Linked DNA regions of Homo sapiens: regions 2 and 3 are each linked to region 1. Evidence: chromatin loops called from intact Hi-C (ENCODE). Cell type or tissue: CD4-positive, alpha-beta T cell. All regions are shown on one strand. Region 1 holds the start of LOC105377305 (a long non-coding RNA gene). Region 2 overlaps CFAP299 (cilia and flagella associated protein 299). Region 3 overlaps CFAP299 (cilia and flagella associated protein 299).

Region 1 (8,000 bases):
TGTTATATTTTATGCAAAGGAAGAACTCTGTTCAAAGAATGGTGGTTCAGCATGGAATCTGGAGTTGGATGGCAAAAAAAACGTTTGTGTCTCCCAGCAGTATTCAGAGTGGGTACTATAACACATGCTCTTTCTGGTGGCCTTCCTAGATGCTTCTGTACACAAGATCTTCTGCCTGGATCCTTTGTACTGATTCACCTTTAGTGTTGTCTGAAACAAAAGAAATTACTTCATATTCCTTGTCCTTAAGAGAAATAAGCTTTATTTAGACTTAATAGAACCTTAAAGGAACCAAGGTGGTTGTGTCCTCTCTGAATTTTTTTTTCTACTTTTTTATGTTCTTCCTGGAGATGGGTCTAGCAATGACTAGGTATTTGCTAGTTGGACAATGTGGACCTTAATTTTCCAACAAGATGTCTCTGAAGGTATTTTTACTATTTTTAAAACAATTTCATCTTGTGGTTTTGAATTGGGAGCTGCCATTGAAATGGCTGCAGCTTCTCACGCATTACCTGATCTTGGTAAGCCCTAAAGTTGGCAATTTTCTTTCATTGCCAACCAGGGAAGGAGGTGGTGGTCAATGTATCAGAAATTCCACTTACGGCAGCATGGAAATTCAGAGAGTCTATTACTGAATGAAGTTTCAACTTTGGTTAGGATCACAGAAGACGAGATAATATGGAAAACAACAAATGCAAATTTAGAAAACAAAAATAGCCCTTCCTCTATCTGGGCTACATCAAAGAGTGCCTAGGGAAAGACGTATGATGAGCCAAGTTTATGTATAATGAAGCACTTTAATTCAGACAGCTGACCTCCTCATCTCTCCTGCAAAAATCAGAGTTCATTTCTCTGCCTCTGATACCTACCTAACAGTGATAGGTTAGTGCTTTTGTGTAATAAATTTTGAAATTCAGTTTCTCTGACTGTTGTACCATAGCACTTAAACTTACCAGTCTACTTGACACATGCATATCGTTATGATCTCTCAGACTACTAATTATAATTTTGTTTTTGTTGACCATTAAGATTGTTCATCTATTTCTGTTAGAACCATGGCCATTGAAGTAACTTCCTGATTTTAAATTTGCTTCCTTCATAGAATTTCCTGTTTTGAAGAAACAAGGTGATTTATTAGCTGATGCAAATTTACTAGTTTACTTGACAGTTATAACTCCCGTGTCAAATTAGGTATCTGGCTTACATTAGTCTCTTGGGGGTTGGTTAGCAGAAATTAGTATCTCCTGAGCCTGCGACAGGAGGCTGAGACAACCCGCGTAAGTGACCAGCCAGCTGCTTCAGATATTAATTGTCCTCCTAATTGTAACTTGACTTTATCATGATCCATGTTACCTCTTATATGCTGTAAAACTCTAGTAAGCAAAACTTTCTTTTTAGATACCAATTCTCAAGTGGTTTTTAGACATTCACATAGCTTGGCCTCTCTTCTCCATTTCTAGGTGCTGCTTTAGTGCAGTGACTTTTTCAATTATGTGGAATACTTTGAAAAAAATGTATGTCACCAAAAAATGCAAAATAATCAATTTAGTAATTTCGAGCTATTCTTTAAATAATACCTGCCTATACTTGTCTCTCTTATTGATCCTCTTGACTTCCACAAATTACCGCACACTTTTGACTTGATGTTTTCAACATCCATCCCATAGAATATGAGATCTGTGAGTACAGAAAGCTCCTCTGTCTTGTTCACTGTGAATCTCTCATACCAGAAGAGGTCCCACATTATAATCTGTCAGTGAATAAATGCTGAACCAATAGGGTTTACATCCTATTATTATTCTTGTAGAAATAGTATAACTTACATATTCTTACAGAAATAGTATAACTTACATTCTTAACATTTAACAAGCTTTCATGGATATAATTTTTTTCACTTAAAGTTTAAATCACTTTACAAAACACATATATTTGGCTTTTTAAAAATCCCACAGTTTGAAATTCAATGCATTAAGTAGTGAATAAGTATGAGACTTAAGCTATTATAACAATTCAATAACTCAGTAAAATTTTTCTGCAGAAGGGATTACTGTCTTTTCAAAGACATAATTCACCTATTACTTTTTATTGTATAAATTTTGATTTCTACAGTATTTCTTGGAACAGGATTATGTGTGTGTGTGATTAATCCATCTTACTTACCTCTCCATTTTAGGAAAGACAAAAATTAGTTTCAACAGTGCTCAAGTAGTTTGTCATTCTGCTTGAAAAAAAATGAACATTTTACATTTGCCAAAAGTAAAAATATTCTAACACAAAATGCTTTAATATGTTTAAAATATAGATATCATTCAGCTTGAATCAAAATTATTAAACTGTAATAAAAATAACTGTAATATGCTTTTCAGAAAAGACCCACATTTTATGTAATGATTATTTTACTAAGCAAGACTTTTAAAACATTATAAGGATAGTTTTATCGTTTAAAAATAGAATTAATATAGATTAAACACCAGATTTTCTATAAGTTTTAAATGTTCATAAAATAAAGGTAGTAAATTAAACTTAGAATTCTGAATGCCAGTTGATAAAAACATTTCAGCAATAGTGTTTTTTTCAGGCTTTTAAAAAAATTATTTTCTGGAAAATATGTAAGAGCAACGTATATACATATATATCCAAATACAATTGTCCACATTCATAAATAGGACTTACAGATAATATAGCCGATTTCTTTCTCTATTTAAAGGAATTTTTTGTTGTATTCAGATAAACACAATATTACCCAGCTCTGGTAACTTTGGGAAACTTTCACTTTCTGTTCTCACCAAATGGTTTAGGTTAATGTTGAGGACTAAACTCTGATTTTTTTTTTCTTGCCCAAATTCCTATCTAAGGGGTCTGGGGAGTCATGCCCTATAAATCAGAAATTCTCATCAGATGGGTTTTATTTAACCATATATATCATGATTTACTTTCCAGACTGACTCTGGCCATAACATTATGAGACAAAAAGGAAAATCAAAATATTTTACCCCAAAACATGTTTCTTTGCCATATTTTGAAATGGCCCTGCAAAGCTGTTCTTTCTGAGAGAAAATCTGCTTCTGTAAAGAATCTCTATTAACATAGCTAAATCTTCTTCTTCCAGACCCTTCCAATCCTAAAGAGATTAACTAAGATCTGAATAGGAAACTTTTGTCACCTATTGTCTCTAAGGGCAGCCACTATAAGACTTCAAAAGAACTTTGGTCTCCACAATCTGTATCTTATTTTACCTTAATCTTTATCTTAACCGTTTTTGTCTATCCAGATCTTTAGACAAACTCAACCAATTGTCAACCAGAAAATATTTAAATTCACCTATAGCCTGGAAGCCTCCCGACTTTGAGTTGTTCCACCTTTCTGGGCCAAACCAATGCATTTCTTAAATGTATTTGAGTGATGTCTCATGCCTCTCTAACGTCTATAAAACCAAGCTGTGCCCCGACCACCTTGGGCACGTGTTCTCAGGACGGACTTCCTGAGGGCTATGTCATGGGCCATGGTCACTTATATTTGGCTCAGAATAAATCTCTTCAGATATTTTACAGATTTCGACTCTTTTCATCAACAATGTCTTTGTCAATGCACTGTCAGAATTAATGATAGGAATGTTTGTGAGAGTAAATAAACATATGATGGCTCATCATGATAAGCTAGCAGTTTTGAGGATCCAGGTAAAATAGATGGGACTAACAGGAGTTTAAAAGCAGAGTTTTTATGTAAGAGAAAATATAGGGACTTGGGAAGTGTATGGAGTCAGAGAAATGCAACTTGGTATAGTATGATACATAATTATTTAATAACACTAGAATTTTCAAGACACATTTTCATGCATCTAAAATGTCTGTTTAAAATACAGGTTTTATTATTATTAAGGTATGGTGAGGCCAACAGATCATGAGACATTCACCATTGAAAAGATGACTTGTTGCTTACAGTTCCTAGGAGGAAGGGTTTTCTCCTGGGCAAAGGCCTTTATCATGGTTTCTACAGGAAAGGCAAAGCAAGACTGAGTAAGCAGGCTTAGGATTGGCTAGTTTGAATAATTTCAGCAGGCCCTGGGGTGATGGAGACTGTGGGATGGTGGCCTGGAGTGTGAGAGCTCAGTGAGAGCCCGATAAAGGAGGCTGTTAGGAGGGTTGTGGCCTTTTAGTGGCTTGGTTTGCATATACAAAGTACACAGTCAGGTGAGTTATCTCCTATCTCCAGGAAGTGGTTAGCCCTAGGAGGGGCAGCCTCTGTAGAGTCAACAAGACTCCAGACACTGAAGCATCAGAACAAAAAGACATGCTTGACACAGTCTTTTGCCAATCATTAAGGTGTATAAGGTGTATATAATAGTTATAGTTATCCTCTTTAACTGCACATATTATGCATTCCCATTGTTATAAATAAAGTTTCAGTGCCACAAAAGAAATAGCACTTGAATATAAAACTTTCTTTTAATTATCAGCAAGGCAAGGTACTTCTGTAGAAGGGTGCACACTCACCGATGGTGGGTGCACATTTGGACAAGGGAGAGGAAGGGATTCTTATCCCTGATGCACGTGGCCCCTGCTACTGTGTCATTCCCCTATTGGCTAGGGTTAGATCTCACAGGCTAAACAAATTCCAATTGGCTAATTTAAAGATGATGGGATGAGTGCTTTGGCGGAGTCAGGGCAGAGCAGATAGCAGGTAATTGGAATGAGTTAGGGTGGAGCAGGTGATCAGAATGAGTTAGAGTAGAGCAGGTGATAGGAAAGAGTCAGGGTGGAGTAGGTAATCGAAAAAGGTTGCTTTATGAGGAAGTTAAGTTTAAAAGTAGAAGGCAAAGAATTGATCATACTGACATATTAATTCTTTGAAGAGCATTTAGAATTCATATTCAATACCATAGCTACAGACTACTCAAACGCTAGTGACTTAAATTTATATCTAGCTCTTCTGGGATATCTGTCTCTTTTCTATCTCATATTCTTTTTTTTTTTTTTTTTTTTTTTTTTTGAGACGGAGTCTCGCTCTGTCGCCCAGGCCAGACTGCGGACTGCAGTGGCGCAATCTCGGCTCACTACAAGCTCCGCTTCCCGGGTTCACGCCATTCTCCTGCCTCAGCCTCCCGAGTAGCTGGGACTACAGGCGCCCGCCACCACGCCCGGCTAATTTTTTGTATTTTTAGTAGAGACGGGGTTTCACCTTGTTAGCCAGGATGGTCTCGATCTCCTGACCTCATGATCCACCCGCCTCGGCCTCCCAAAGTGCTGGGATTACAGGCGTGAGCCACCGCGCCTGGCCTCTATCTCATATTCTTGAAGTTAGCAGAGTGAATCCCACCTCCATGCTCTTCTTCCTGTTCTTCCCATCTCAGCATTTCTGAATCAGCTGGTTCCTGTCCAAAAGAGACCCTAGATTCCTTTCTTTGTCACATATCTCACATTTAACATATCAGCAAGTCCTATTGGTTCTACCTTCAAAATGTATCTCAAGCTCTTCCCATTATCCTCACTATCTTCCCACCAGCTCTTCGCACTATCCTAGACCAACTCACTGTCAAAGTATGTTAACTATTCCCATTTTTAGCTCTCCTAGATTATTTCACATAATAGGCAGTATACATTTCTTTAAACAACATATATCTGACAAGTTAACTTCCTTGCTTAAAACCTTTTCTTGGCTTCCTGTTATATGTAAATATCTAAAGTCTTTGCACCAGTTATATTAGACTCTAGATGATCTGACAGTTGCCTAATTTTCCTTCTGTCTCACAGCATTTGGTTCTTGCTCACAACCCTCTGGCCACCCTAGCCTCCTTTCAGTTCTTCATACCCAGAGTGTGTTCCAATTTTAACTATGATTTCTTTTCCCTCTACTTAGATTGTTCTGTGGCACGTTCTATAGGTATGGCTCCTCATCCTCCCCATCTCAGCTTAAATATAATTTTATGTTGAGTAGTAAATGTCAATTATGTTGGGTACATTAATATGTTATCCATTTATTTTATAAATATTGAGTATTTATTCTGATACAAGTTACTTATTTCCAAGATACAATGGGGGTATAAACATTCCCATTTCAAAAGGGAGAAATCAGCCAAAAGAGAGGGCTACAGGCCCCACACAAGTTCAAATTCTAGCAGGTCAGTCATTACATCTTAAATCTCAGAAGTCAAAGTGATTATGGTAATGAAGGGTCTTGAAGAGTCTTAATTCCAGTATCTGAATTTAATTCCAGCACTTTTTCCAACATAGCCTAAGAAAGATATATAACCATTTCACTACATCTGTTTTAAAAGAAATCACAGTTCATATGTTAAGTTTTATTTGATTTTGTTAAGGCATATATAGACAGGCTAAATTTTGTGGATTTGGTGTTTCTCCACAATGCTAAAATATAGTATTAACTTAGGTTTTATAATGAAGTTAGCAAGAAGAAAGAGAAGGAGAAAAACTATTGAATTTGGTTGAAACTCTAATTTCCTTCCTGAAATGTATACTTATATAGCAAAAAAGGTGTGTAGCAAGAACAAATTTTGCCTATATATTTAAAACAACATTTTAGGAAATCATATAAAGAAACATTCAGACATTTAGCAGCCAATTCTTGGTTACTGTAAAATTATTAATGTGGGTAAAAAAAGAATTATATGTACCCATTTTCTCTTCATTTAGAAAAAGGTTTTTTAAATTTTCTACTTAATTTATTTTACAATTCATATCAAATTTTTATTGTGATAAGTTTATCCGCAGGTGTAGTGGCTCACACCTATGATCTCACCATGTTGGGACACTGAGGCAGGAAAACAGCTTGAGGCCAGGCGTTTGAGATCAGCCTGGACAACACAAACCCTATCTCTATAAAAAATTTGTTTTAAAAAATTAGCTAGATGTATTACGCTATTCTCACATTGCTATAAAGAAATACCCAAGACCGGGCAATTTATACAGAGAAGAGGCTTAATTGGCTTATGGTTCTGCTGGCTGTACAGGAAGCATGATACTAGCATCTGCTCAGCTTCTAAGGAGGCCTCAGGAAACGTACAACTTACCATTGCTCATGACCCTCTGGCAACCCAAATAAGCAGTGACCAGAGGTGTACCTCTGCCCTTTTGAGCCAGGGCTGGTGCTGGAACAGCAGCATGAATGGGACAGTGTCCCAAAGATGTGCAGAGCAGTGGGCCCTGGGCCTGACCCAGGAAACCATGCTGTCCTCTTAGGCCTCAAGGCCTATGATGAGGGGGCTGCCTCTTAGATCTCTGAAATGACTTCAAGGCCTTTTTCCCATTGTCTTGCCTATTAGCAGTTGCCTTTTTTTAGTTATGCAAATTTCTCCAGCAAGTGGTGGCTGCATATCCTGCTTGAATTCCTCTCCCTAGAAAGCTGTTTCTTTCTCTACCACATGGCCAGGCTGCAAATTTTTTAAACGTCTACACTCTGCTTCTCTTTTAAATATAAGTTCCAACTTTAACTCATTTCTTTACTCCTGCAGATGAGTAGAGTGTGTTAGAAACACCCACACCACATCTTAAACACTTTGCTGCTTAGAAATTTCTTCTACCAGATACCCTAGGTCATTGTTCTTAGGTTCAAACTTCCACAGATTCCTGGGGCATGAACACGATGCAGCCAGGGTCTTTGCTAAGGCATAACACATGTGACCTTTGCTCCAGTTCCCAATAAGTTCCTCATTTCCATGTGAGATCTCATCAGCCTGGCCTACATTATCTATATCACTATCAGCATTTTGGTCATAACCATTTAAGCAGTCTCTAAAAAGTTCCAAACTTTCCCTGATCTTCCTAGCTTCTGAGCTCTTGGCACTCTTCCAACCTCTGCCTGTTCCACAGTTCCAAAGCTGCTTTCACATTTTCTAATATCTTCGTGGTAATGCCCCATTTCTTGGAACCAATTTTCTGCATTAGGCCATTCTCACATTCCTATAAAGAAATACCAGAGACTGGGTAATTCATAAAGAAAAGAGGTTTAATTGGCATACCATTCCACAGGCTATACAGGAAGCA
Region 2 (8,000 bases), 54 kb before region 1:
CACAGAGAGTACTATAATTTGAGGACTTTAAGGGTTGAAAAAGGCAACTTTTCCTGTACTTCAAACCAAAGGAATTATAATTGGTGGCTTCAAAGCCACTGCCTTAGTAGGAGATAAGCTCAATGCCCTGCCAGATTTGGGAGCCAGACCAGAGGCAAAATAAAATTAAGGGTATTGCTTTCCCACCCAAACAAAATGGCTCAGATAGCCTGAATGTATCTTCCATCCAGAGAGGGGGTGAGCAAGCACACAGGGTAATAAGGAAAGGCAAGCATCTTTAGGTTTGAACACTACGTTCAAATTAGATCTTTGGCTATAGTTACTTAATATATGGAACTAATCCAAAACAAATTGCCTACAAGCTTACTAAGTTTTTGAGGGAATTGTATGGATAAAGAACAACAACATGGCCTGAAAAAGCCTGTAATTGTTCAACCCCTAAGGAAATCTCTGGGCTGCCAAACTTGGACCAGCAAGAAGCAGGCTACAAAAACATTGCAATCTCCCAAGAAGAATGATTTCAGTAATGTCTACTTGATTCATGGCAAGGGAGGACACAAGATAGAAAAGCACCTTGCAGAGGGTTGAGCAAAGGGCTTTGAATTAGAGACTTCCAGATGGGCCTTACCAAGGGACTTACTCCATGGTTGATCAGGGAATATTTGTAATTCCTACCTAGTGGGATGTGATTAATGTCACAGTCCAGGGACTACCATGTGTCTATCAATTCCCCTTTTTGCTCATGAGGGGCAGTTTAGATGGCCATATCCAATTTCTTTACAAGCCTTGAGTATTGTGTGTGCTGGGGAAATATAAACTTTTATTTTAGTTTATAGGTTGTCAAACCATGAGGCCCCATATCTATCTTTAATGTAAAGAGCTACACATCACCAGATGAGAGGGACTTTCAGCTGGGTGCAGTAATTGATGAGATTTGGAAGTTTCCTCTCTGTGGAGGTGACAAATATGCTCCATGTAAGTAAGAGAGACTGCATAGATACTTGGGTTGCAACGTGGACAGACTGTGGCAAAGAATGTTAACTGCATGCAAATTTCCATTCTCTCCTGCTTTCACAGTGATGTAGCACCTGATTTTTAGTTAGGATTTCCAAAAATATGGTAAGTTGTCTTACTTCCCTTAAAGCAAGGTGTGGCCATGTGACTTATATCTGATAAATGGGCTGTGAGGAAACTTGATGGGTACAAAATGTGGGATATCTTTTTTTTTTTTTTTTTTTGAGACGGAGTCTCACTCTGTTGCCCAGGCTGGAGTGCAGTGGCGCGATCTCAGCTCACTGTAAGCTCCGCCTCACAGGTTCACGCCATTCTCCTGCCTCAGCATCCCGAGTAGCTGGGACTACCGGCACCCATCACCATGCCCGGCTAATTTTGTTTTGTATGTTTTAGTAGAGACGGGGTTTCACCGTGTTAGCCAGGATGGTCTCAATCTCCTGACCTCATGATCCACCCGCCTTGGCCTCCCAAAGTGCTGGGATTACAGGTGTGAGCCACCGTGCCTGGCCAAAATGTGGGATTTAAAAGTAAAGTGTATTGCCTTTCTGCCTCCCTTTCTCCATACTAAATTTTTTGAAACATAGGTAAGGTATTAAGCTATCTTGGAACAAGAGATAAAGATGATTTTGGGGGGAAAATAGAGAAAAATATAATACGACCTTTTGTCCTTGGGTAATTTTGTGCAGCAGAGCTGTCTTTTGTCCCCTGCATTGCCTCCCTCTAGCATGTGACATAAGGGAGAAATGAACTTTGATCACATTGAAGGTGTTGATATTTTGGGTCTCGTAACAGTCAGCTATTGCTTCTGTTTAATAACAATAATATTAAAATCAAAGTGGCATAAAAAATAAGCATTTATTTTTTACTCATGATTTGAAGGAATTGCTTTAACAGCTGTTTTGTATTCATGTAGTCTGGTAAGTTCTGCTGCATGTATCCCTCATTTTTCTGCTGGGACATAGGGCTAGCCAGGGTATCGATATTGCTTGTGGCTAAGAGTTAGATAATAACCAGATAAATGACTACAGTGAATTATCCTACATAAATATTATACAACTAAATATCATCTAGGTGAAAGGGAATTTGAGGCAATGTTTCTAAGGTGTTATTTGATATTGTATTGAGTGGAACTGAATTACTATATCATTGCTAGTGCTGATGTATACATACAAAGTCCTAATTTTTGCCATTTATCTCTCTAGAACTGGAAAAAGTCTGAGATTTTACCTACTTGCCCACTACTAATAAGCTAGCCTGCAATAGTGTAATGAATGCGGCAGGAGACCAAGACTCCTGAGTTAGAGATGAAGGTCAATTTATTATTCACAGAAATAGCAGCAGCCAGAGTCTCAACAGCTTTTGCGCCTATTCTCTGAGCCCCAGTTTCCATAAGGGAACACGATGGAGGCGAGCTGATACCCTGTACACTTACTGAGTCACGTTGCAGAAGAGGGATCCTGAGAGATGGAAAGCCCAAAATTTTAATAAAGGGCAGTAAACATGCCTGTCCTTTGCTCCAGAGGGGAGACACTATCTCCATCTACCAGAGTTATAAGATACATCTTCCAAGGCTGGTCACTATACAGACATCCTTGAAAAGATAGTCTGGAACAAAAGACAGTATCTCTGCTACTATCCTGTGTAGAAATGCAAGAGACCCATGGAGAATTGCTTCCCAAACTGGTCCTGCCAAAGCGATTAGTAATATTGTAATTTTTATTTTAATGGGCACTTTTGTCTACTTGTCTAACTAGGCTTCTCTACAGCTTATAGCACTATTGTTGTTGTCCTTTTTTTGGCTTCATTTACACCATTTTCTTTAGGTTTCTTTCTTATTTCTTTGACCTTTTATTCTTTTCTTACTCATAAAATATATTTTGAGCATTTAGTATGTCTTAGGCAGTCTTGTAAGCATTGAGAAGTGAACAAAACAGAAAAAGCATCTTTGCTTTTATGAAGCTTGCTGTGTCATTGGGGAAGTTAGATGATAAACAAGATAAATAAGTACAATAATATGGAATATGTTAGATGGTGGCAAGTGCTAAAGTAGAAAAATTAATGCAAGGAAACAGAATAGAGGGGTGAGATTAGTGTGGGTTGCAATTTGAGACCACAGACCTCACTAAGATAACATTTGAATAAAAACGTGAAGGAAGTGAGTAAGTCATGAGGCTGTTTGGTGCAGGTTTGATGAAAGAAGTCTAGGAAAAGCCTTCAGTAAATGCAAAGGCCTTGAGTTTCCAGGGGGCCTAATGTGTCTGAGGAATGGCAGGGAGGCTACTCTTGCTTATCTGTTTCATGTCCAGCTTCCAAATGTCATCCCAACTCTTACAATATAAATTTATTTTTCTTCTACCAACATGTATGTGCTTACATATTTCATCTATTTGTGAGGATTAAGGTTGTCTGATTTTTCTGAGACAATTTGAGTAACTTTTTCTTTCTCCACTAATTTGAACGTTACCTTTGCCATAAAATAAATTCTCATCTGAACTTGGTTTCATTTTGACTCTCTCCTGTTCTATTCATCTGTCTGTTTTTAAAATCCATTTAACAAGCTGATTTAATTATTACAACTTTTATTCTTAGAAATGTCCAGGCTTTTCTCCTTTTTTCTCAATTGTAATTTACAATCCTTATGTACAATTTGAAGCTCTTCTAGGTATTTTAACTTGTATTGTACTAGTAAGAGAGAGAAATAGAATTGGTAAATGTATTAAGTCATTCCATACAAGAAAGTGATTTGTCTACTCATTTCCTTAAATATTTTATGCTCCTCAGTCGATATTTACAGCACAATAGTATGTCTTTTTGATTATTGGATTTATATGTAGGTCTTTTTTGCAATGGTTATTTCAAATAGAATCATTTTTTAAAAATAATTCAACAGTGTTCTAAAAAGCTATCTATTTTTGTATATAAATTTTGTGATTTACTAGTATATAGTGTAGTTTTCCAGTCCAATTTTTCATGTTGTCTAGCGAAGACACTATACTGTTTGCAATTATTTTAAATTTGTCTTCTCCCTTCCTATATTTATCACTTATTTCTATTATCTAATTTTGTTTTGATTACTAAATTGAGAACAATATTAAGTTATAGTCATGATTGAGGGAATCTTTAGTTTGTTGCTTACTCTAAAAAAGCAATTAGGGTTTCAGGGCAAGATGGCCAAATAGGAACAGCTCCAGTCTGCAGCTCCCAGGGAGACCAACGCAGAAGGCAGGTGATTTCTGCATTTCCAACTGAGGTACCAAGCTCATCTCATTGGGACTGGTTAGACAGTGGGTGCAGCCCACAGAGGGCTTGCAGAAGCAGGGTAGGGCGTCACCTCACCCGGGAAGCTCAAGGGCTCGGGGAACTCCCTCCCCTTGTCAAGGGAAGCTGAGGGACTATGACATGAGGGATGGTGCTATACGGCCCAGATACTATGCTTTTCCCCAGTTTTCCCAGCCTGCAGAGCAGGAGATTCCCTCGGGTGCCTACAATACCAGGGCCCTGGGTTTCAAGCACAAAACTAGGTGGCTGTTTGGGCAGACACCAAGCTAGCTGCAGGAGTTTTTTCGTACCCCAGTGGTGCCTGGAATGCCAGTGAGACAGAACCATTCATTCCCCTGGAAAGGGGGCTGAAGCCAGGGAGCCAAGTGGTCTTGTTCAGCAGGTCCCACTTCCACAGAGCCCAGCTGCCCAGCAAGCTAAGATCCACTGGCGGGAAATTCTTGCTGCCATCACAGCAGTCTGAAGTCGACCTGCGACACTCGAGCTTGGTGGGGGGAAGGGCATCAACCATTACTGAGGCTTGAGTAAGTGGTTTTCTTCTCACAGTGTAAACAAAGCTGCCAGGAAGTTCGAACTGGGCGGAACCCCCAACAGCTCTGCAAAGCCGCTGTAGTTAAGCTGTCTCTGTAGATTCCTCCTCTCTGGGCAGGGCATCTCTGAAAGAAAGGCAGCAGCCCCCATCAGGGGCTTATAGATAAAACTCCCATCTCCCTGGGACAGAGCACCTGGGAGAAGGGGAGGCTGTGGGCACAGCTTCAGCAGACTTAAACGTTCCTGCCTGCCAGCTCTGAAAAGAGCAGCGGATCTCTCAGCACAATGCTTGAGCTCTGCTAAGGGACAGACTGCCTCCTCAGGTGGGTCCCTGACCCCCATGCCTCCTGACAGGGAGACACCTCCCAGCAGGGCTCGACAGACACCTCATACAGGAGAGCTCCGGCTGGCATCTGGCGGGTGCCCCTCTGGGACGATGCTTCCAGAGGAAGGAGCAAGCAGCAATCTTTGCTGCTCTGTAGCCTCCTCTGGTGTTACTCAGGCAAACAGGGTCTGGGGTGGACCTTCAGCAAACTCCAGCACACCTGCAGCAGAGGGGCCTGACTGATAGAAGGAAAGCTAACAAACAGAAATCAATAACATCAACATCAACAAAAAGGATGCCCACGCAAAAACCCCATCTGAAGGTCATCAGCATCAAAGATCAACAGAAGATTTAAAAAAAACAAAGATGAGGAAAAAACAGTGCAAAAATGCTGAAAATTCCAAAAACCAGAATGCCTCTTCTCCTCTAAAGAATCACAACTCCTTGCCAGCAAGGGAACAAAACTGGACAAAGAATGAATTTGATGAATAGACAGAAGTAGTCTTCAGAAGGTGGGTAATAACAAACTCCTCCAAGCTAAAGGAGCATATTCTAACCCAGTGCAAGGAAGCTAAGAACCTTGATAAAGGGTTACAGGAATGGCTAACTAGAATAACCAATTTAGAGAAGAACATAAATAACCTGATGGAGCTGAAAAACACAGCATGAGAACTTCATGAAGCATCCTCAAGTATCAATAGCCGAATCAATCAAGTGGAAGTAAAGATATCAGAGATGGAAGATCAAATGAAAATAAAGTGTGAAGACAAGATGAGAGAAAAAAGAATGAAAAGGGATGAACAAAGCCTCCATGAAATATGGGACTGTGTGAAAAGACCAAACCAATGTTTGATTGATATACCTGAAAGTGACAGGGAGAATGGAACCCAGTTGGAAAACACTTCAGGATATTATCCAGGATAACTTCCCCAACCTAGCAAGACAGGGCAACATTCAAATTTAGGAAATACAGAGAACACCACTAAGATACTCCTTGAGAAGACCAACCCCAAGACACACAATTGTTAGATTCTCCAAGGTTGAAATGAAGGAAAAAATGTTAAGGGCAGCCAGAGAGGAAGGTCAGGTTACCCACAACAAGAAGTCCATTGGAGTAACAGCGGATCTCTCTGCAGAAACCCTGCAAGCCAGAAGAGAGTGGGGGCCAACATTCAACATTCTTAAAGAAAAGAGTTTTCAACCCAGAATTGCATATCCAGCCAAACTAAGCTTCATAATTGAAGGGGAAATAAAATCCTTTACAGACAAACAAATGCTGAGAGATTTTGTCATCACCAGGCCTGCCTTACAAGAGCTCCTGAAGGCTGCACTAAATATGGAAAGGAAAAACCATTACCAGCCACTGCAACAACATACCAAAATGTAAAGACCATCAACACTATAAAGAAACTGCATCAACTAATGTGCAAAATCACCAGCTAGCATCATAATGACAGGGTTAAATTCACACATAATAATATTAACCTTAAATGTAAATGGGCTAAATGCCCCAATTAAAAGACACAGACTGGCAAGTTGGATAAAGAGTCAAGACCCATCAGTGTGCTTGTATTCAGGAGAACCTACTCATGTGCAAAAACACACATAGGCTTAAAATAAAGGGATGGAGGAATATTTACCAAGCAAATGGAAAACAAAAAAATGCAGGAGTTGCAATCCTACTGTCTGATAAAACAGCCTTTAGACCAACAAAGATCATCAGAGACAAAGAAGGGCATTACATAATGGTAAAGGGATCAATGCAACAAGAATAGCTAACTATCCTAAATATATATGCACCCAATATAGGAGCACACAGATTCATAAAGTGAGTTCTTAGAGACCAACAAAGAGACTTAGACTCCCACACAATAATAGTGGGAGACTTTACCACCCCACTGTCAATATTAGACAGATATTTACAAGACAGAAAATTAACAAGGATATTCAGGACTTGAACTGAGCTCTGGACCAAGCAGACCTAATAGATGTCTACAAAATTATCCACCCCAAATCAACAGAATATACATTCTTAGCACCACATAGCACTTATTCTAAAATTGACCACATAATTAGAAGTAAAACACTCCTCAGCAAATGCAAAAGAATGGAAATCATGACAAACAGTCTCTCAGACCACAGTGCAATTAAATTAGAACTCAGGATTAAGAAACTCACTCAAAACCGCAGAACTACATGGAAACTGAACAACCTACTCCTGAATGACTACTGGGTAAATAACGAAATTAAGGCAGAAATAAATAAGTTCTTTGAAACAAATGAGAAAAAAGACACAACATACCAGAATCTCTGGGACACAGCTAAAGCAGTGTTTAGAGGGAAATTTATAGTACTAAATGCCCACATGAGAAAATTGACACCGTAACATCACAATTAAAAGTCAACTAGAGAAACAAGAGCAAATTCAAAGACTAGCAGAAGACAAGAAATAACTAAGATCAGAGCAGAACTGAAGGAGATAGAGACTCGAAAAACCCTTCAAAAAATCAATGAATCCAGGAGCTGGTTTTTTGAAAAGATTAACAAAATAGATAGACTAGTAGCCGGACAAACAAAGAAATAAAGAGAGAAGAATCAAATAGACACAATAAAAAAGATAAAGGGGAGATCACCACTGATCCACAGAAACACAAACTACCATTGGAGAATACTATAAACACCTCTAAACAAGTAAACTAGAAAATCTAGAAGAAATGGATAAATTCCTGGACACATACACACTCCCAAGACTAAACCAGGAGAAGTCGAATCCCTGAATAGACTAATAACAAGTTCTGAAATTGAGACAGTAGTTAATAGCCTACCAAACAAAAAGAGCCCAGGATCAGAC
Region 3 (8,000 bases), 48 kb after region 1:
ATTACCTGACTTCAAAATCTACTACAAAACTAATAGCCATGAAAGTGGCATGATGCTACCATAAAAACAGATATAAAAATCAATGGAAGAAAATGGAGAGGCCAGAAATAAATCCCCACATTTACAGTCAATTGATTTTCAACAAAGGTGCCAAGAACATACAGGGAGGAAAGGGTGGTCCCTTCAAAGAATGTTGGCAAGAAAACTGAATACCCACAGAAGAATGAAAATGGACTGTCATCTCACATCATGTAACAAAAATCAACTCAAAATGAAATAAGACTTAAATTTGAGACCTGTAACCATAAAATGGTTCAAAGGAAACATAGATAACAGGCTTCTTTACATTGGTCTGGGCAATGAATTTTTTGGATATGACCCCTAAAACCCAGGCAGCAACAGCAAAATAAACAAGTGGGATTGCAGCTTCAGCACAGCAAAGAAAATCAACATAGTAAAGAGACAACCTACAGAATGGGAGAATGGGAGAAAATGGTTGCAAACCATACATCTGACAAAGGATTAATATATAAGGAACTCAAACACTTCAGTTGCAAGGAAAGGAAACATATAACCTGGTTAAAAAATGAGCAATGGAACTAAATATTTTTCAAAGGAAGATATACAAAAGCCAACAGGAATAAAAATGCTCAACATCATTAATCATCAGGGAAATGCAAATTAAAAGGTCAATGTAGTATCGCTTCACAACTGTAGAATGGCTGTTTTTGAAAAACAATAAGTATTGATGAGGATGTAGAGAAAAGGGAACCCTCATTCACTGTTGGTGAGAATATAAATGGGTACAGCCATTATTATCAAAAATATTATAGAGGTTCCTCAAAAAAATTAAAGATAGAACTACCATATGTTCCAACAATTCACTTCTGGGAATATGTCCAAAGGAAATGATATCAATGTCAAAGAAATGTCTCCATCCCCATGTCTACTGTAGCATCATTCATAATAGCCAAGCTGTGGAATCAACCTAAGTGTCCACCAGTGCATGAATAAATAAAGAAAATGTGGTGTATACATACAACAGATTACTATTCAGCCTTAAGAAAAGAAAATCCTATCATTTGCAACAACACGGATGAACCAGAAGGGCATTATGTTAAGTGAAATAAGCCAGACACAGAAAGGCAAATACTCTGTGATCTCAGTCATATGTGGAATCTAAAAGAGTTGAGCTTGTAGAACAGAGAGTTGAATGGTGGTTGCTGGACACTGAGGTGGGAGGGATAGGGAGATGTTAGTTAAAAGGTATGAAGTTTCAGTTAGGATGAATAAATTGTGGAGATCCATTGTATAGCATGGTGACTATAGTTAATAATGTATTGTAGACATGGACGTTGCTAAGAGATTAGATCTTAAATGTTCTCTCCAAAAAAAAAATAGGTGATGTGATGAATATATTAATTAGCTTGATTTAACCATTTCCCAAAATGTACATATATCAAAACATCATGTTCTATGCTGAAAATGTATAAAATTTTTGTCAAAAATAAAATATTTTAACTACTCTGAAATCTGTCATATGAAGACTGCAGTCATGTGCCACATAATCATCTTTCAGCCAATGATGGACTGCATAAACCATGGCCCATAAGATCATAATGGAGCTGAAAAATTTGTCTCCTGGTGACATCGTAGCTATTGTAACATAGCTATTGTAACATTGCAGCATTACTCAGGTGTCTGTAAGTAAGTTTGTAGGTGTAACAAACCTGCATTGCTAGTTATTTCAAAAGTAAAAATAAAAATTAAATCTTAAAAAATACATAAAGTCTTATAGAAAGAAAAATATTTTTGTATTTTTGTACAATGTTTGTCTTTTAAGCTCAGTGTTATTTAAAAAGAGTTAAAAAGTTTTAAAAATATAAGTTAAAAAGTTATAGCAAGCTAAGGTTAATTTATTATTGAAGAAATAAAAATTTAAAAATAAATCTAGTATAGCTTAACTGTACAGTGTATGTAAGTCTAAGTATTATACAAGAATATTTCTAGGCCTTCACATTTACTCACCACTTACTCACTCACTGACTCACCGAGAGCAACTTCCAGTTCTATAAACTTCATTAATGGTGAGTGCCTTATGCAGGTGTACCATTTTTTATCTTTTATACTGTGTTTTTACTGTACCTTTTATAAGTTTAGATATGTTTAAATACATAGATACTTACCTTTGTGTTAAAATTGCCTCCAGTATTTCAGTACAGTAACATGCTGTAGAGGTTTGTCGCCTAGGAGAAACAGGCTATACCCTGTAGCCTAGGTGTGTAGTAGGCTATACCATCTAGGTTTGTATAAGTGCATTCTATGATGTTTGCATGATGAACTTGCCTAACTCTGCGTTTCTCAGAATATATACCCGTAAAGTGATGCAAGACTGTATTTCATTAACCAAAATTAGTAAAAGAATGCTACATCTTCCCCAACTCTCAGATTAAGCTACTTTAAAACTTGTTTTATGAACAGTAAAGTTAACATTTCTTGTGAATTCCTTAATAGGTTTTTAGTTGGCTTTCCAGCTCCAAAGACATCTTTACACTCAGGAGTTAATTTTAAAGATTAATAGTGATTTCCTCAGGGAAGTATGCAATTTGTTCCACTAAATTAAATTAATTGAAACAATTTCCACTAGTAAAAGTATCTCATTTACCTAGTAGATATATTGGTCATTTTTCACGTTTGTAGCTATACAACATTTGGAATACCCACCTTATATTTGGAGAGTTCCTCAGGTTATACATCTTGCCTTCCTGTTCTAAAATTTATACCCTGTATTTTGTTTTAATCAAGTATAAAACAGTGTCAAACGTGGAGACAACTGCCTTTTGAAAGAAGAATTAATTGCTTACATTTCCCAGGAGAAGGGGACATGTCATGCCACACAGAACCACATGAGGAAGCACCAGGTTCGTCAGGAGGCAGGAGCAGGAATGAAGGGACAGCATGGCCCAGAGCATTTATTGTGTTTTTCATGGGAAAGTCAAGGCAGGGGAGGAGAAACAGCTTAGGATTGGCTAGTTTGAATAATGCCAATGGGCTCTGGGCTGTAGGGCCTTTAGTTTTCTGGTACTTGGCTCTGGGTGATTTAGGCTGATTGTGGGTAGAGGTGATACTGGCTTAGCGTGTGAGAGTTAAATACAGGAAGCAGGTAGTGGGTATGGAGTTGGAATTTGTTGGAGAATTTGTAATATGATTTTCATACTACTGCTAAAGCTGGATAATAGAAGAGATGTAAACAACCTTAGCAATTAGCTTGGCCCTGTGATTAATGGATGCCAAGTAGAAAAATATAGAATCTAAGAAAACACATTTTGAACACCTCCCCAAAGTAGAAAATAAAGGTTATTCTCCTAGCCTGTCTTGCTGCCAGGACATAAAGATATGACTGTAGTGTGAATAATCAATGCATTTGCAGGAGATTTGGATTTAGAGGTGTCCAAGATGAGGGAAGCAAGCCGACTGAGAATGCTTCTTTTGGTTAGCAGAGCATTTAGCTCCTGGGGCCAGCAGGAGAGAATCTGAAATCTAGTTTTAGTATTTTGTGTAAAAACTGTGGAGTCTGTAAAAGCTGCGCTGTCTTAGTCAAGTGCACAGGCAATTGTGTTTTTGCCAAAGGAATTAATTCAGTATAGCTGAGCATTTTCTAAATGCTGTCGCTTGTGAGTCTAGCTTTCTGGCCTTCTTGGAAGTTTTGTGAACTCCTTAAGGTGTTTCAATAAGTTTCCTTTATGCTTAACCTATTCAGAGTAGATTCTGTTGTTTAAGAACATTGAGGTATGCAGTGAATTTCTGGAGTCTAATTTTTCCTGAATTTCATTTTAATAAACAGAGGACAGGCAATAGATGAAAATATTCTTTAACCATTTTAGGATTAATGAAACGTTCCTAGTTTGAGAAATCAGTAGCTATTCTATTGTTTGATGAAGTAAAGAAATTGTAAGCAGGTTCAGTAAATAATGTTACAAGAGTACATTAATTCATTACCCCAAACAAGGGCAGAAAACAACAGTAGGCAAATTAGCTTGTAAACTACAATGATAAATGTAGAATTTTATGACTATTCTGATGACACAGAGAGATTTACAGGAAAATGATTCTTTATAATGAGCCCCTTTAGCTAGAAACCAAAACAAAGTCTGTTTGCACATAAAAAGAGGAAAGGCAGAGTTGGTGATCATATGTCAGGATATCCAGCGTGTTTCTACACATGGATAGCAAGTTAAAAAACCTCTCATTCCAACCAGAAGGATGAAGTATATATATTTTCCATGTGTAGGTTTTATTTTCATGATCTAAAGTAAATATTGTATATTTTAAGATGTAGAAATAATGAAGAACTCTTAGTATGTCACAAATGCCACCAAGTATTTATTTCTTATATCTTATAACAAACCTTTGTAGTGATTAGCAGGAACTATCTAACAAACCCTTTCAACTTTTGTGAAACTCTCATCTGTTCCTTTGATGGGGATTTTTTATTCTTGATAATTACCAGAGCCTCTAACCACAAAGAAGGATCAGAGAAGCAGATGACTCAATTCTTACCCCGATCTCTGTGTCTTATTCAAATTAAAACCTTGCTACAAAAAGAGAAATTTGCTTCCCCTAAGACATTTAGTAATATATTTTTCGTTTTACAAGAAATATAATGGAGATACTATTTTATGTGATTTAGACATATGAACAGAAAATAAGTGTTTCATATGACAGTGAAGATAACTGTGAGAAATACCATACGTAAAGATTTTTCCGACTCCTTAGACATTGCAGAAGTATAATTTCTCTGTTTATGTGAACTCCATATAAACATTGTTAAGTTTATTTGAACTCTTTGTTTCCATGTTGCTTCATTGTGGTTAGTAATTCCGATCATTGTATGAATTAAGCATTTCTTCAAAGAAACAGATGGGTTACTTCAATCAAAGTTTTAAATGTGTTAAAGACCTATATATGCATATATGTACAAGAACCTTAGGATATTTTTGATGCAGTATTATATATCATTTTATATAGGATTATTTGGTACTCAGTGTATATCACAGATTTTACCAAATTCCTTTAATTATCTGTTTGATGTTTTATCTTCCCCCATTGCATTTGTAGCTCTTTAAGGATGAGACCTACATAGTCTTATATTTCTATCTTTAGTCCTATCTGAGTAACTGATGCAGTAGGTACTTCATAAATTAATTTATTCTGTTCACAAACATTCACTTTGCTACTTATTGGGTATACAGAGTTCAGCAAGATATTCTTGCTCTCACTAGATTCAGCTTAGTGAGGAGAATAGACATTTAATAATTAAACACAAAGATAAATGTTATAAGTGCTATAAAGAAAAAGAAAAGGATCCAATGAATTTATGGGAAATGTAAAATAATGTTGTAGGAGTTTCAAGTTGTTTACCTATTACCATAGTACTAGGCCATTATTGAGCCGTTACCGTGCATGAACAAAGGTATCAAGGACATTAGGTATATCTCCCAATGCTAAAACTTAAAGTATAATAATTAAAAAAAAAAAGGTATCAAGGACAGAAGGCATATTCATAAGAAAAATAAGAAAATCCAAAGTAGTTTGCTTGTTGAGTCTGCTCACTCTCTCTAGTGCCTTGGCGCATGCTTGGCTTTTTCTTTTGCCCTTGTTCATCAGACTTCAGGTTCTTCAGCCTTTGGACTCTGGGACTTGCACCAGCAGCCTCCCAGCGGCTCTCAGGCCTTCAATCTCTGACTGAGGGCTGTACTGTTGGCTTTCCTGGTTTTGAGGTTTTTGGATTTGGACTGAACCCTGCTACCAGCTTTTTTCTTTACTTAGTTTGCATACAGCCTATCATGGGACATCACCTTGTAATCATCAGGCTTGAGAAAATATGGCCATTTAATGCAGCCAGGAAGAATTTCTCCTACTGAGACAGACCAGAATATCGAGTAAACTGTCATACTCTTAACAGACCATCTGAGAGAACCCACTGAGAGAGGTTAGATAAATGATCCAGATGTTGGTACTGAAGGAGGAGGAAACCAAGAATGCTCCACAGGGTTGCGGAGTACCAGAATGCATTCCAAGCCCTGAACAACTCCTGTGGAAGAGGTGGCTCTGACCTATGTTAGCTGCCAGACCTGGAGAGAGCAGGGCTGTCTTTCTCACGGGACCAGGGCAAGTCTGATCTGCACTCCCTGCTCTCTGCCAGTCCCTTCCAGAGTCTCTGCCTGGCTGTGCATTCACACAGTGTAGCCTCACCTACCCTGCCAGAGCACTTTTACCAGTGGCCATTGCCATAGTTTTTTTTTTTTGCCAGAGGCCACTACCATACCACTGGAGTGCTTTTACTGATAGCCTCCTGCCAGAATGTTTGCGTGTGACCCTGCTGCTGCCCCTTTGGAGCATATTTGCCTATGGTGCCCCTGATGCCCCACCAGAGTGCTTCTCACCTGCATGCCCCTGCTGCCCCTGCTGGAGCACTTACGCCCACAACCAAGCATCCCCCACCATCCCTTACAGAGTGCTGTTGCCAGTGGCCTAGGAGCACCTCAAACCCTCCAGCCCAGCCAGGGCTCAACCTCAAGGTACCAGGGGACAAAGTTACAGACCTGGTCCCAGCCACCTAGGGTTAGAGCACACAGTTCACCAGTGCAGAGCTTTGCCTGGAATCTCTGAAAGTATCTAGAAACAGTCATTCAACTACACGCAACTGGCACCACAGTCAAATGCTCAAGGCAATAATGATCACAAAAACAAAAGCCCTATCCAAAGGACAGCAACTTCAAAGTGTAAAGGAACATCAGCCCTCATAGGTGAGAAAGAACTAGTGCAAGAACTCTGGCAACTCTAAAAGCCAGAATGTTTTCTTACCTCCTAATGATTATACCAGCTCCCCAGCAATGATTCTTAACCAGATTGAAATGGCTAAAACGTCAGACACAGAATTCAGAATCTGGACAGCAAGGAAGTCCATTAAGATATAAGAGGAGGTTGAAACCCAATCCAGGGAAAGCAGTAAAATAACCTAAAAGTCAAAAGATGACATAACCATTCTAAGAAAGAACCAAACTGAAGTTAGGGAAATTAGAAATTTGACACAGGAATTTCAAAATACAATAGGAAGCATCAACAACCAAATAGACCAAACCGACGAAAGAATCTCAGACTCTGAAGATCACTCCTTCAAAGCAACACAGGGAGACAACAATAATTTTTTAAAATGAACAAAACTTCTAAGAATATTGGAGTTATGTAAAGAGAAGAATCTTATCGTTCTGCATTCCTGCAAGAGAAAAGGAGAGAGCAAGTAACTTGGAAATTATATTTGAGAATAAAGTCCATGAAAATTTTCCCAATCTCACTAGAGAGATTAACATGCAAATTCAAGAAATTCAGAGAACCCATGTGAGATACTATGCAAAACAACCATCCCCAAGACACACAGTCATCAGTTTTCCATGGTCAGTGGAAAAGAAAAAAAATCTTAAAGGTCTTAAGACAGCTAGAGAGAAGGGTCAGGTCACATACAAAGGGAACCCCATCAGGCTAACTAACAGAAGATGTTTCAGTAGAAACATTACCAGCTAGAAAAGACTGGGGGCCTATTTTCAGCATCCTTAAAGCAAAGAAATTCCGACCAAGAATTTCATATTCTGCCAAACCAAACTTTATAAGCAAAGGAGAAATAAAATCCATTTCAGACAAGCAAATGCCAAGGGAATTTGTTACCACTACACCTGCTTTACAAGAAGTCATAAAGGGAATACTAAACATAAAAATGAAAGAACAATACCTGCAACCACAAAAACATACTTAAGGGAATACCTCATTGGTACCATAAAGCAACTGTTCAATCAAGTCTACATAACAACTGGCTAACAGCATGATAACAGAATCAAATCCTCACATATCAATGTCATATAGCTCTTTACATTTGGAACACAAACAGGCCAAATGCCCCACTTAAAAGTCATAGAGTGGCAAGTTGGATAGAGAAACAATAC

The links. Hi-C counts contacts between places; a loop is a spot of excess contacts. Peaks named below come from ENCODE experiments on the same cell type or tissue, not always from the same donor. Only the 100,000 strongest peaks of a DNase experiment are listed, where the experiment ranks them.
Region 2: a loop joins it to region 1, with 3.0 times the contacts of the local background. A loop is called at or near these places in 8 of 110 quality-filtered maps.
Region 3: it touches region 1 in a loop (3-fold over the local background); 5 of 110 quality-filtered maps call a loop at or near these places.

The regions. Positions count from the first base shown.
Region 1 is chr4:80,488,798-80,496,797 of GRCh38, forward strand. All of the region lies in intron 2 of CFAP299 (cilia and flagella associated protein 299), which reads left to right. LOC105377305 (a long non-coding RNA gene) reads right to left here and starts at 2,753. Exons shown (of 3, transcript XR_938931.3): 1 at 2,674-2,753; 2 at 2,161-2,218; 3 at 75-210. RefSeq lists an enhancer at 6,984-7,889. In CD4-positive, alpha-beta T cell, no CTCF peak of the experiment used is centred here; a DNase peak (open chromatin) is centred at 4,194; H3K27ac peaks cover 1,279 bases.
Region 2 is chr4:80,435,079-80,443,078 of GRCh38, forward strand. The region is part of intron 2 of CFAP299 (cilia and flagella associated protein 299); the gene reads left to right. Among named protein-coding and RNA genes, the nearest start is that of CFAP299, 100 kb to the left of the region's middle. RefSeq lists an enhancer at 4,896-5,678. In CD4-positive, alpha-beta T cell, no CTCF peak of the experiment used is centred here; a DNase peak (open chromatin) is centred at 4,803.
Region 3 is chr4:80,536,446-80,544,445 of GRCh38, forward strand. The region is part of intron 2 of CFAP299 (cilia and flagella associated protein 299); the gene reads left to right. Among named protein-coding and RNA genes, the nearest start is that of CFAP299, 200 kb to the left of the region's middle. In CD4-positive, alpha-beta T cell, no CTCF peak of the experiment used is centred here; a DNase peak (open chromatin) is centred at 4,526.